Regions from separate parts of the Homo sapiens genome. Here region 1 is linked to region 2. A link is an interaction called in ENCODE POLR2A ChIA-PET data of the cell type or tissue named here. Cell type or tissue: GM12878. All regions are shown on one strand. Each heading gives the region's core, and the rest is flanking DNA. Links, peaks and the distances in the headings are about the cores only. Region 1 has its middle 82 kb from the start of IPO5. Region 2 overlaps LOC105370328 (a long non-coding RNA gene).

Region 1 (5,380 bases), core at 86-5,085, 99 kb before region 2:
TATACTGTGATTATCTTAAAACCTAAGAACATTATATTTTAAAAGTTTTGCTCTTTTATCTGAAAATGCAAAATGTGTTTTTTATTATATATTTTAAGGATTCATCATCCCTGAATTATGCTACAGGAAAGACAATTGCCACCCCACAAAATCAGTATATGGAAAGTCTTATTACTGGGTTTTTTTCATAATTCAGACTATCAATAGTTTGTATTCTGAGCAGCTTATGTGTGGTTTTCATATTGTATTTTGAATGGCCTTTTTGGTTATTTAAAAATGTGTCTCAGCCGGGCGCGGTGGCTCACGCCTGTATTCCCAACACTTCGGGAGGCTGAGACGGGCGGATCACAAGGTCAGGAGATCAAGACCATCCTGGCTAACATGGTGAAACCCCGTCTCTACTAAAAATAAAAAAAAAATTAGCCAGGCGTGGTGGCGGGCGCCTGTAGTCCCAGCTACTCAGGAGGCTGAGGCAGGAAAATGGCGTGAACCCGGGAGACAGAGTTTGCAGTGAGCCGAGATGGCGCCACTGCACTCCAGCCTGGGCGATAGAGCGAGACTCCGTCTCAAAAAAAATAAATAAAAATAAAAATGTGTCTCTCTGGCCAGGCGCAGTGGTTCACGCCTGTAATCCCAGCACTTTGGGAGGCTGAGGCAGGCAGATCACTTGAGCCCAGGAGTTTGAGACCAGCCTGGCCAACATGGTGAAACCCCGTCTCCACTGAAAATACAAAAATTAGCTGGATGTGGTGCCAGGCACCTGTAATCCCAGCTACTCAGGAGGCTGAAGCTGGTGAATTGGTTGAACCCTGGGAATTGGAGGTTGCAGTGAGCTGAGATGGCGCCACTGCATTCCAGCCTGGGCAGCAGAGCAAGACTCCGTCTCAAAACTAAACAAATAAATAAATAAATAAATAAATAAGCCTCTCTCTGGAGAAAACTGAGAACCTTGAGGGGGCAGCAGAGGAGCATCACTCACTGCTTTAAAAAGTTAGAGAACGACGGCTTCTGGAGCTTCACCATCTGAGGGAAAAATGCTTATGTGGAAGCATTTCTAAAGAATATACCAATTAGATGAGAAATGCGTCAAAGCTGAGGACTTCTCTCCAGGTGTACGGCGCGGCTGCCGTTTCAGCTGCTGGTCAGGGCCCTGCCTTCATCCTTCCATGCTCAACTGAATTCAGAGGGCAGACAGGTGAGAATGAAGCTCATCATGAACAATAGAACCCTAGGGGCAAGAAAGGTACAAATGATTCTCTAACAGAGCCATCCTGGGTTAATTATTAGTGTGTCTCCCACGAAGCCCGTCCTGGGTTAATCATTAGTGCGTTTGTACTGTCTCTTCTGATCCCCCTCCCTTGTTGGGGAAAATAATCTCACTAACAACATAAAATTGGTAAGGCTTGAGGTCTGAGCTATTATTTAATTAAAGTTATTTTGAAATTTTTGTTGTTGTTTTTTGAAACAGGGTCTCACTGTCACCCAGGCTGGAGTGTGGTGGCACGACCTCCGCTCACTGCAATGTCTATAAGCCCGGGCTCAAACGGTTCCCCCACCTCAGCTTCCCGAGTAGCTGAGACTACAGGCATGGCCACATCCCCCGGCTAATTTTTTTTTGTTTTTTGTAGAGACAGGGGTCTCAGTATGTTGCTCAGGCTAATCTTGAACTCCTGGGCTCAAGCAATACACCCGCCTCAGCCTCCCAAAGTGCTGGAATTATAGGCATGAGCCACCACACCTGGCCTGAAAGTATTTTTAATTGGGAGATACTTTAGAAACCTTTCTATACATTCAGTGCCAAATAAATGCAGTCATTAACGTGACAAATAATTAATAGCTATTTGATTATCTAGTGTTATTTTTTAAGTGCCTTTTTCTTTTTTCTTTTGAGACAGGGTCTCACTCTATCACCCAGGCTGGAGTGCAGTAGCGTGAACACAGCTCACTGCAGCCTCGACCTCCCAGGCCCAGGTAATCTTCCCACCTCAGCCTCCCAGATAGCTCAGACTACAGGTGCACCACCACGCCCTGCTCATTTTTTATGCTTTCTGTAGAGACAGCGTTTCTCACTATGTTACCTGGGCTGGTCTCGAACTCCTGGACTCAAGTGATCTACCTACTTTGGCCTCCCAAAGTGCTGGGATTGTGGCCGTGAGCCACCACACCCATACTTTTTTTTTTTAAGAGATAGGATCTCACTCTGTCACCCAAGTCTGGAGTGGTGCAATCATAGCTCACTGTAGCCTCAAACTCCTGGGTTCAAGCCATCCTTCCACCTCAGCCTCCCAGCAGCTAGGATTACAGGCATGTAGCGACACACCCAGATAATTTTTTCATTTTTTGTAGAGATGGAATCTCGCCGTGTTGCCCAGATTGGTCTCAAACTCCTGGCCTCAAGCAATGCTCCCACCTCAGCCCCCAAAGTGCTAGAATTATCGGCATGAGCCACGGCACCCAAACTTAAGGCAATATTGAGATTCCAGATTCCACATATTCCCACTAGAATTATGGCCTGCTACAATATGGTAAGCAAATGAGTAAGAATTTGGAGAAACCTTGAGAGTTTTAGGACCACAAATAATAACATAGTAGGATTAAGGGAAACATTGAGGATAAATATTAGAAAATATGAAAAAAAGAACTGTTACCCTAAAATACAGGTTAAGCTAGCTCTATGTACTTAACACATTTCTGAAGAAGAATGCATGTTCCATATGGTGAATACTTTTTATATTGTTATAAATGTGGCACATGCCCATGGAGAGAATGATAGCCTTTATGCATGATGAAACCCGTCATTTTGACATAACTCTGGACTTGCTCAATTATGTCTTTTGCCATTACTATCCATTTTAATGCATTTAGCTCTCCCACTCAAAGTGGGCAAAAAGAATGCTCAATTTATTGATTTCTCTGTATAACCAAAGGCAGACATGGGGGTGCGCACCTGTTACCTCAACTACTTGAGAGGCTGAGGCGAGAAGGTTGCTTGAACCCAGGAGTTCAAGGCTGCAGTGAGCTATGATTGTGCTATTGCACTTTAGCCTGGGCAACAGAGCAAGACTCTGTCTCTGGGGGAAAGAAAAAAAAACTTGTGTGTGCCAAAATATGTGGCCGTGTGGTGGTTTTCTTTAGAGCAAAAGGGCAGCCCCATGACTTCAAGACTTCAAAGGTAAGCACGGAAATTTCCCCTGTGTGGAGTGAGCATTTTCATTTCCATCACCCTGAAAAAGGCAGGTCCTAGATTCGGAACTGGGGACTGGCGAAGCAGGCTTTTGATGAGAAGGTTTGGGACCTAGTCATGTGGGTCTCGTCTCTGACTGGCCCAAGCCCACGCAAGAGCACTTTCCCACTGGAAGCTCAACCAGCCTTTGCCACATGGAGCCAGCCCAGATATCAGGGAGACTGTGTTTCTTTTGAGATGGAGTCTCGCTCTGTAACCAGGCTGGTGTGCAGTGGCGCGATCTCAGCTCACTGCAACCTCCGCCTCCCAAATTCAAGTGATTCTCCTGCCTCAGCCTCCTGAGTAGCTGGGACTACAGGTGCACACCACCACACCCCGCTAATTTTTTGTATTTTTAGTAGAGATGGGGTTTCACCATGTTGGCCAGGATGGTCTCGATCTCTTGACCTTGTGATCTGCCTGCCTCGGCCTCCCAAAGTGCTGGGATTGTAGGTATGAGCCACCGCACCTGGCCGAGATTCCGTCTCAAAGGGCCCCGGGATTGGTTCTGCTCACAGTAGCTGGTGGACTGATGTAGGTGAGCACTAGGATGTGCTTCCCTCCGTGATTTCCAAATTGTAAGTGTAGTTGTATCCAAGGCTGCAGTCTGGTCCCTGCTCAGCCACTTCTAGAACACCACCACAGAACAACCCCACTGCAGGGGTTGCTACCTGTGCCATAGTAGAAGGTGAGAAAAACAGGGAGTTACCACCCAACCGTGGACTCCGGAGTGACACTGCTTCGGCTGTGTGCAGACAACAGGGAGCTGAGGCCAGGCTGCTCTCTCCAGACTTGTTCTGCATTCAGGTTCTGCCCCCACAAAGTATGGACCTGACCTGCTGCTGCCTCTCACCCCACTCGCTTCCACTCTCAGTTCAGACCCAGTGTGAAGGCATCAGATTGGTAGAACTCAAGTTCCATCTGAAAACCTAGCTGTGGCCGGGCACAGTGGCTCACACCTGTCATCCCAGCACTTTAGGAGGCCGAGGGGGGTGGATCGTTTGAGGCCAGGAGTTCAAGACCAGCCTGGGCAACATAGCAAGACCCCATCTCTACTAAAAGTACAAAAATTAGCTGGGCATGGTGGCACATGCCTGTAATCCCAGCGACTTAGGAGGCTGAGGCAGGAGAATCACTTGAACCCAGGAGGTGGAGGTTGCAGTGAGCCGAGATTGTGCCACTGCACTCTAGCCTGGGCGACAGAGTGAGGCTCTGTCTCAAAAAAAAAGGCCTACATCTAGGCCTGAGGTTGTGCTATAGGCTGTTTATTTCTCCCCAAAATTCATGTTGAAACCTAATCTCAAACGTGATGGTATTGGAGGTGGGGCCTTCGGGAGGTGATTAGGTCACAAGGACAGAGCCCTCATAGATGCGATTCGTGCCCTTATAAAAGAGAGCTTGTAAGGGAGCTCCTTCACCCACCTGCCAGCAAGAAGACAGCTCTATGAAGCAGGAAGCAGCCCCTCTCCAAACACTGAGTCCACTGGTGCCTTGGTTTTGGACCTTTGGACCTCTCAGCGTCCAGAACTATGAGAACTAAATTTCTGTTGTTGATAAGTCACCCAATCTGTGGTAGTTTTTGGGGTTTTGTGTGTGTGTGTGTGTGTGTGTGTGTGTGTGTGTGTGTGTGTTTTGTTTGTTTGTTTTTTGTTTTTGAGCTTTGCTCTGTCTGTCGCCCAGGCTGGAGTGCAGTGGCGCATGTCAGCTCACTGCAACTTCTGCCTTGCATGTTCAAGCGATTCTCCCACCTCAGCCTCCCAAGTAGCTGGGATTACAGGCACCCACCACCATGCCCGGCTCGGCTAATTTTTGTATTTTAGTAGAGACGAGGTTTCACCGTGTTGCCCAGGCTGGTCTCGAACTTCTGACCTCAAGTGATCTGCCCGCCTTGGCGTCCCAAAGTGCTGGGATTGCAGGTGTGAGGCACCACACCCAGCCTATAGCAGTTTTGATACAGCAGCCAGAACAGACTAAGGCAGGTGGGGAGGGTGCTCCAGGTGGAAGGAAGTGCACAGGCAGAGGCCTGGCAGTGGGACCACGTGGTGCGCTCCAAGAGCTGAACTGGTGTCGGAGCTGGACAGAACAGTAACGTCAGGGCAGGCGTTTCTGTTTCCAGCTGGACAAAGAGAAGTCATGGGCAGGGAGATTCAAAAGACA
Region 2 (5,380 bases), core at 93-5,092:
GTTTGGAGAAGCTTAATGCAAGGAAAATGCAAAAAGTATGAAATGACAGTTTAATTACTACCAATGATGGCGCAATTGCACATCAATATCCATAAAAAAGAAGTACATAGGAATGTTGGTAGAAAGACTTCTATTATAATGTAATTTTGAAATGTATATCCTGGTGCTTTCATTCTTTCATCTATTAGACATGTTTTACATATCATAGGCATTCAATTAGTATTAGCAGAATGACTAAGATATGGTGTATCACCTCTTGGGGCGAGTGAACAGCCTGAGTCCCTTTTGTCAAGGATGAAGAAGGGCTTTCACCTCTTGGTCTGTCCACCTGTTCACCCACCTCCTTATTCTTCCTCAGAAAAATTGCTAACTTGCGGGGCGTGCTTATATCATCTATGCAGCTAGTGGGCCAAAACAGAACATTGGGCCACAGCTGAATATTGTGGAGCACAGTTCACCTGTGGGCTACAAATGAACATTGATAGAAGAGGAACTACAAAAGGGTCTTAAACATGGGAAAACGCACAAGTTCACAAATGGGAGAGAAAAGCAAACTCCAGTATACTAAGACATCTTTTTTTTTTGAGACGGAGTCTTGCTCTGTCACCCAGGCTGGAGTGCAGTGGCGTGATCTTGGCTCACTGCAGCCTCTGCCTCCCGGGTTAAAGTGATTCTCCTGCCTCAGCCTCCCAAGTAGCTGTGATTACAGGTGTGCACTGCCATGCCTGGCTAAGTTTTGTTTTTTTAGTAGAGACGAGAGACTAGGTTTCACCATGTTGGCCAGGACGGTTTTTTTTTTTTTTTTTTTTTTTGAGACGGAGTTTTGCTCTGTCGCCAAAGCTGGAGTGCAGTGGTGTGATCTCAGCTCACTGCATCTTCCACCTCCCGGGTTTAAGCAATTTTCTGCCTCAGCCTCCTGAGTAGCTGGGACTACAGGCACCCACCACCACGCCTGGCTAATTTTTTTGTACTTTTAGTAGAGCCGGGGTTTCACCATCTTAGCCAGGCTGATCTTACCACACCCCGCCTAGGAAGGTCTTGATCTCCTGACCTCAAGATCCGCCTGCCTCTGCCTCCCAAAGTGCTGGGATTACAGGTGTGAACCACAGAGCCCAGCTGAGACATCATTTTTTAACCTATCAGACTGGCAAACAACTTAGAAGTGTGACAGCCTACTCTGGTGAGGTGGTTGGGGGTGGGATACCGGGAGCGAAGAAGAATCTCATGTTGCTGGTATAAGTATCAATCGCAATCACCCCATGGAGGACAATTTTGTGATGTTTATCAAATTACAAATGTACAACATTTTGACCCTGGGATTCTGCTTGTAGGAATTTATCCTGCAGTTATATTAGTATCTGTGCAAAATGACATGAACAGGGTTATCCATGGAAGCATTTGGATATAATATCAACTAGGAAACAATTTAAATGCCCATCAATAAGTAATTCTTAAAGTAAATTATGGTGTGCCTATATAATGGAATACTATGTAGATGTAAAAAAAAGAGAGAGAAATTGATATGAAATTATTTAAGCATCGATATGAAATTATTTCCGACATTTTCCTGGGAAAAAAATAGCATGAAATTCTATATTTGCTGTTAAAAAAACAACATATATCTGGGTTGGCTTGAATTCTCTAGAGAGATAAAGAAGAAGCTAAAAGATAAACATGTCTTTTTCTGGAAAGATAAAGAAGCAGCTGTAAAGATAAAGAGGTGACCTGTTTGGAGGTAGGGCAGATAGCAGCAACAGGTGAACAGGGTAAGAGGAAAGCTTTTCATGAACTATCTTTTAATAGAGTTTGATTGGAATTCTATCTTTAGAATTAGAGGATGAGGATGACGTTAAGGCGCCATGTTTGCGCTCTCCATCTGTGCTCACTCACTCTTGCCTGAGTTTCGTGCAGCTTGGGGTCATGCGGAGAAGGGTGAATCCCCGCACCATTTGGATTTAGGTTCTGAGCTAAGCCTCTGCTCCAGCCTGGCCCTCCCAGAGCTAGGGTGATTGTCCTGGGCCAATAATTCTCAATCTGGCCGTATGCTAGAATCTCCTAGCGAGCTTTAAAAGATCCTAATGCCCAGGCTGCACCCCAGACCAGCGACATCAAGATCTCTGGAAGGGGAGGAGCACCTAGGCATCAGTGCATTATCAAAGGTCCCCAGGCCATTCCAGTATGCACTCAAGTTTGAGAACCAGTGGCTTGTTTAAAGAATAACTTCCTCATTTCACATGCACTGTCATGCTCTGTCTCTTTCTTTCTGCCTCTGGGACTTCCCAGGGATCTAAAGTGACGAGCAGGGCAGTGTTTAAGCATTTAAACTTTAGTAGCCTTAGTAGCCTCTGACTTTAGTAGCCTTAAATACCATGTGAGTCTATCCTGAGCTATCTGTAACTAGCAATTGTTAAAAAAAAAAAAAAAAAGAAGACACTTGAAAGAATATTAGAGTCCTCCAGTTAGAACCAGTTTGATGAATCAAAGATTAATACCATGAATTGAATTTAGAAATTCCTTAAGAAATTAGTGTTAATATATACAGAATATATTCGAATTTATGATGATGATCTTTTTCTTCATTTACAGCAAGAAATTTGTAGTTGATACAGCAATTAATCAGGTGATAATAGGGCTGAAGGTAATATTTTTTCTGACATTTTATTTTTAACACCTGTATTGAGATATAATTTACATACCATAAAATTTACCCACCACACAATTTACCCATTTTAAGTGTACAATCCAGCTTGGCATGGTGGCTCACACTAATACCAGCACTTTGGGAGGCCGAGGCTGGTGGATCACTTGAGGTCAGGAGTTCAAGACCAGCCTGGCCAACATGGTGAGCCCCATCTCTACTAAAAATACAAAAATTAGCCGCACATGGTGGTGTGCACCTGTGATCCCAGCTACTCGGGAGGCTGAGGCACAAGAGTCACTTGAACCTGGGAGGTGGAGGTTGCAGTGAGCCAAGATCACGCCACTGCACTCCAGCCTGGGTTACCAAACAAGACTCCATCTCAAAAAAAAAAAAAGGTGTAAAATTCAGTGGCTTTTAGTATATTTAGAGTTTCACAATCAACTCCACAATTTTAGAACATTTTCATCACTCAAAAAAGAATCCTTGTACCCACTAGCATTCACTTCCCATTCTCCTCCAACTCCCCAGCCTCTGGCAATCTCTAATCTACTCTGTCTCTACAGATTTGCTGACTCTTGATCTTTTCTAGAAATAGAATTATATACTATAAGGTCTTCTGTGTCTGGCTTCTTTCACTTATGATGTTTTCAGGGTTTATCCATGTTGTAGCATGCGTCAGTACTTTCTTTTTATTGCCAAATAATATTCCATTGAATAGATACACCATATTTTGTTTGTCCATTCATTATTTAATGGACTTCCAGGTTGTTTCTGCTTTCTGGCTACTTTGAATAATGCTCATATGAATTTGTGGACATGTTTTCATTTCTCTTGAATATATACCTAGGAGTAGAATTCATCATTTTATTATAAAACGTTCAAACATACAACAAAGTTGAATTTTACAGTGAATGTCCCTCTAGTCACCACTACAATTCTATTAAAATTTTAATCTACTTCTTTTGTCACATATCTGTCAATCAGCCTTTTTATTTTATTTTTGAGATCGAGTCTTGCTCTGTTGCCCAGGCTGGAGTGCAGTGGCGTGATCTCGGCTCACTGCAACCTCCACCTCCCAGGTTCAAGTGATTCTCCTGCCTCAGCCTTCCGAGTAGCTAGGATTACAGGCGCCTGCCACCACGCCCGGCTAATTTTTTGTATTTTTAGTAGAGATGGGGTTTCACCATGTTGGCCAGGCTGGTCTCAAACTTCTGACCTCAGGTGATCCACCCACCTTGGCTTCCCAAAGTGCTGGGATTTCAGGTGTAAGCCACTGAGCCCAGCCAAATTTTAGCTTTCTTATTGGGTGTGTGGTACTCAATGCATTTCTGGACAACAAAAATACTTCAGGTAGTCATCAACAATGACATACCTTCCCTTTATGTATCATTTCTTTCTCTGAGATGAGAATCAAAGGGCAAGATCGTAGGCCAGACTGAAAATGATTTCAGTCTATGACCTTCTTTTGCTTCCCTTCTGAAGTTCTCCTTTTGAAAGTGAAGTGAAAAATAAATGACCTGAAGTCTTCACTTTTTATCCTATCCTATTTTCTATCCTAAAAAAGTGCATTTTGAATGCTTTCTCCAGTTGTCCTAGATTTTTGAATATGGAGGCACAACACAGGATCATGGCTAAGAGGGTGGCCTCTGAAGCTTGACTGAGTCTGAATCTCTTTCTTGGCTGTGTACTGTGTGTGACCTTGAGTAAATTACTTAGCCTCTCTGTGTCTCAGTTTCTCCTTTGTAAAATGGAAATAATAATACAAGTCCAAAAAGTTGAAGTTGAAGGTCAAAATGTCAGCACTCTTTTTTTTTTTTTGAGACAGAGTCTGGCTCTGTCATCCAGGCTGCAATGTAGTGGCGTGATCTCGGCTCACTGCAACCTCTGCCTCCCGGGTTCAAGCAATTGAGCCACCATGCCTGGCCCAAAATGTCAGCAATTCTAATCAAAATTGTAATATGATTATTTTCAGAGCTTAACAAAATGATACCAAAATTCATGTGGAAAAACAAACATGTAAGACTAGCTGGGAAAACTTTTGAAATTAACAATAATTATGGGGTCCAAGCAGTATCAGATAGTAAAATACATTATGAAGCCATAAACACAAACATTTTGGTAACTGGCACAGGGATAGGCAGATAAGTAGAAAAGAATATTCATAGAAAAGCGGATCCTAAGGTAGGACAAAGTTGGCATTTTAAACAGGTATGGAAGATGAAAGTAAGATGGGTTTTCAAATCGTATCTGCTCAGCCATTTGGAAAAAAGATGTTGGAGGCATGTGTCATTTCTTATGCCAAAATAAGATATAGATCAATGATAAAATATAAAAATAAAACCATTAAAGTATAGAAACATGATGATTTTTTAAAACATCTTGCATAGAGAAGACATTTCCAAGCATGACACAAAAATGTGAAAGCATAAAAGTAAACACTGACAAATCTGACAACATAAAAATTAAGAACTTGTTGTGAAAAAGAGTACCATATTAAAAAACGTAAAAAATATTCATTACATGATAGCAAAGGGCTAATTTCCTTAACATATAAAACATATTAAGAGTTAACAAAAAAAGATAACTCAATGGCAAAATGAGCAAAGCACATGAAGGGCAGTTAATGGATAAATGCCAATGAATAATTTTTAAAATAATGAGATTTTGTTTTTGCCTGTAAGACTGACAAATATGCCTGGGAGCGGTAGCTCACGCCTGTAATCCCAGCACTTTGGGAGG

What was found. Peaks named below come from ENCODE experiments on the same cell type or tissue, not always from the same donor. Only the 100,000 strongest peaks of a DNase experiment are listed, where the experiment ranks them.
Region 1: POLR2A ChIA-PET joins it to region 2 with 5 read pairs; 3 of 35 experiments call an interaction of 5 or more read pairs at or near these places.

What each region holds. Positions count from the first base shown.
Region 1 is chr13:98,032,522-98,037,901 of GRCh38, forward strand. No RefSeq gene overlaps it. Among named protein-coding and RNA genes, the nearest start is that of IPO5, 82 kb to the left of the region's middle. In GM12878, for the core only: a CTCF peak has its summit at 962; no DNase peak of the experiment used is centred there.
Region 2 is chr13:98,131,890-98,137,269 of GRCh38, forward strand. The region is part of intron 1 of LOC105370328 (a long non-coding RNA gene); the gene reads right to left. Among named protein-coding and RNA genes, the nearest start is that of FARP1, 8.5 kb to the right of the region's middle. In GM12878, for the core only: no CTCF peak of the experiment used is centred there; a DNase peak (open chromatin) is centred at 2,212.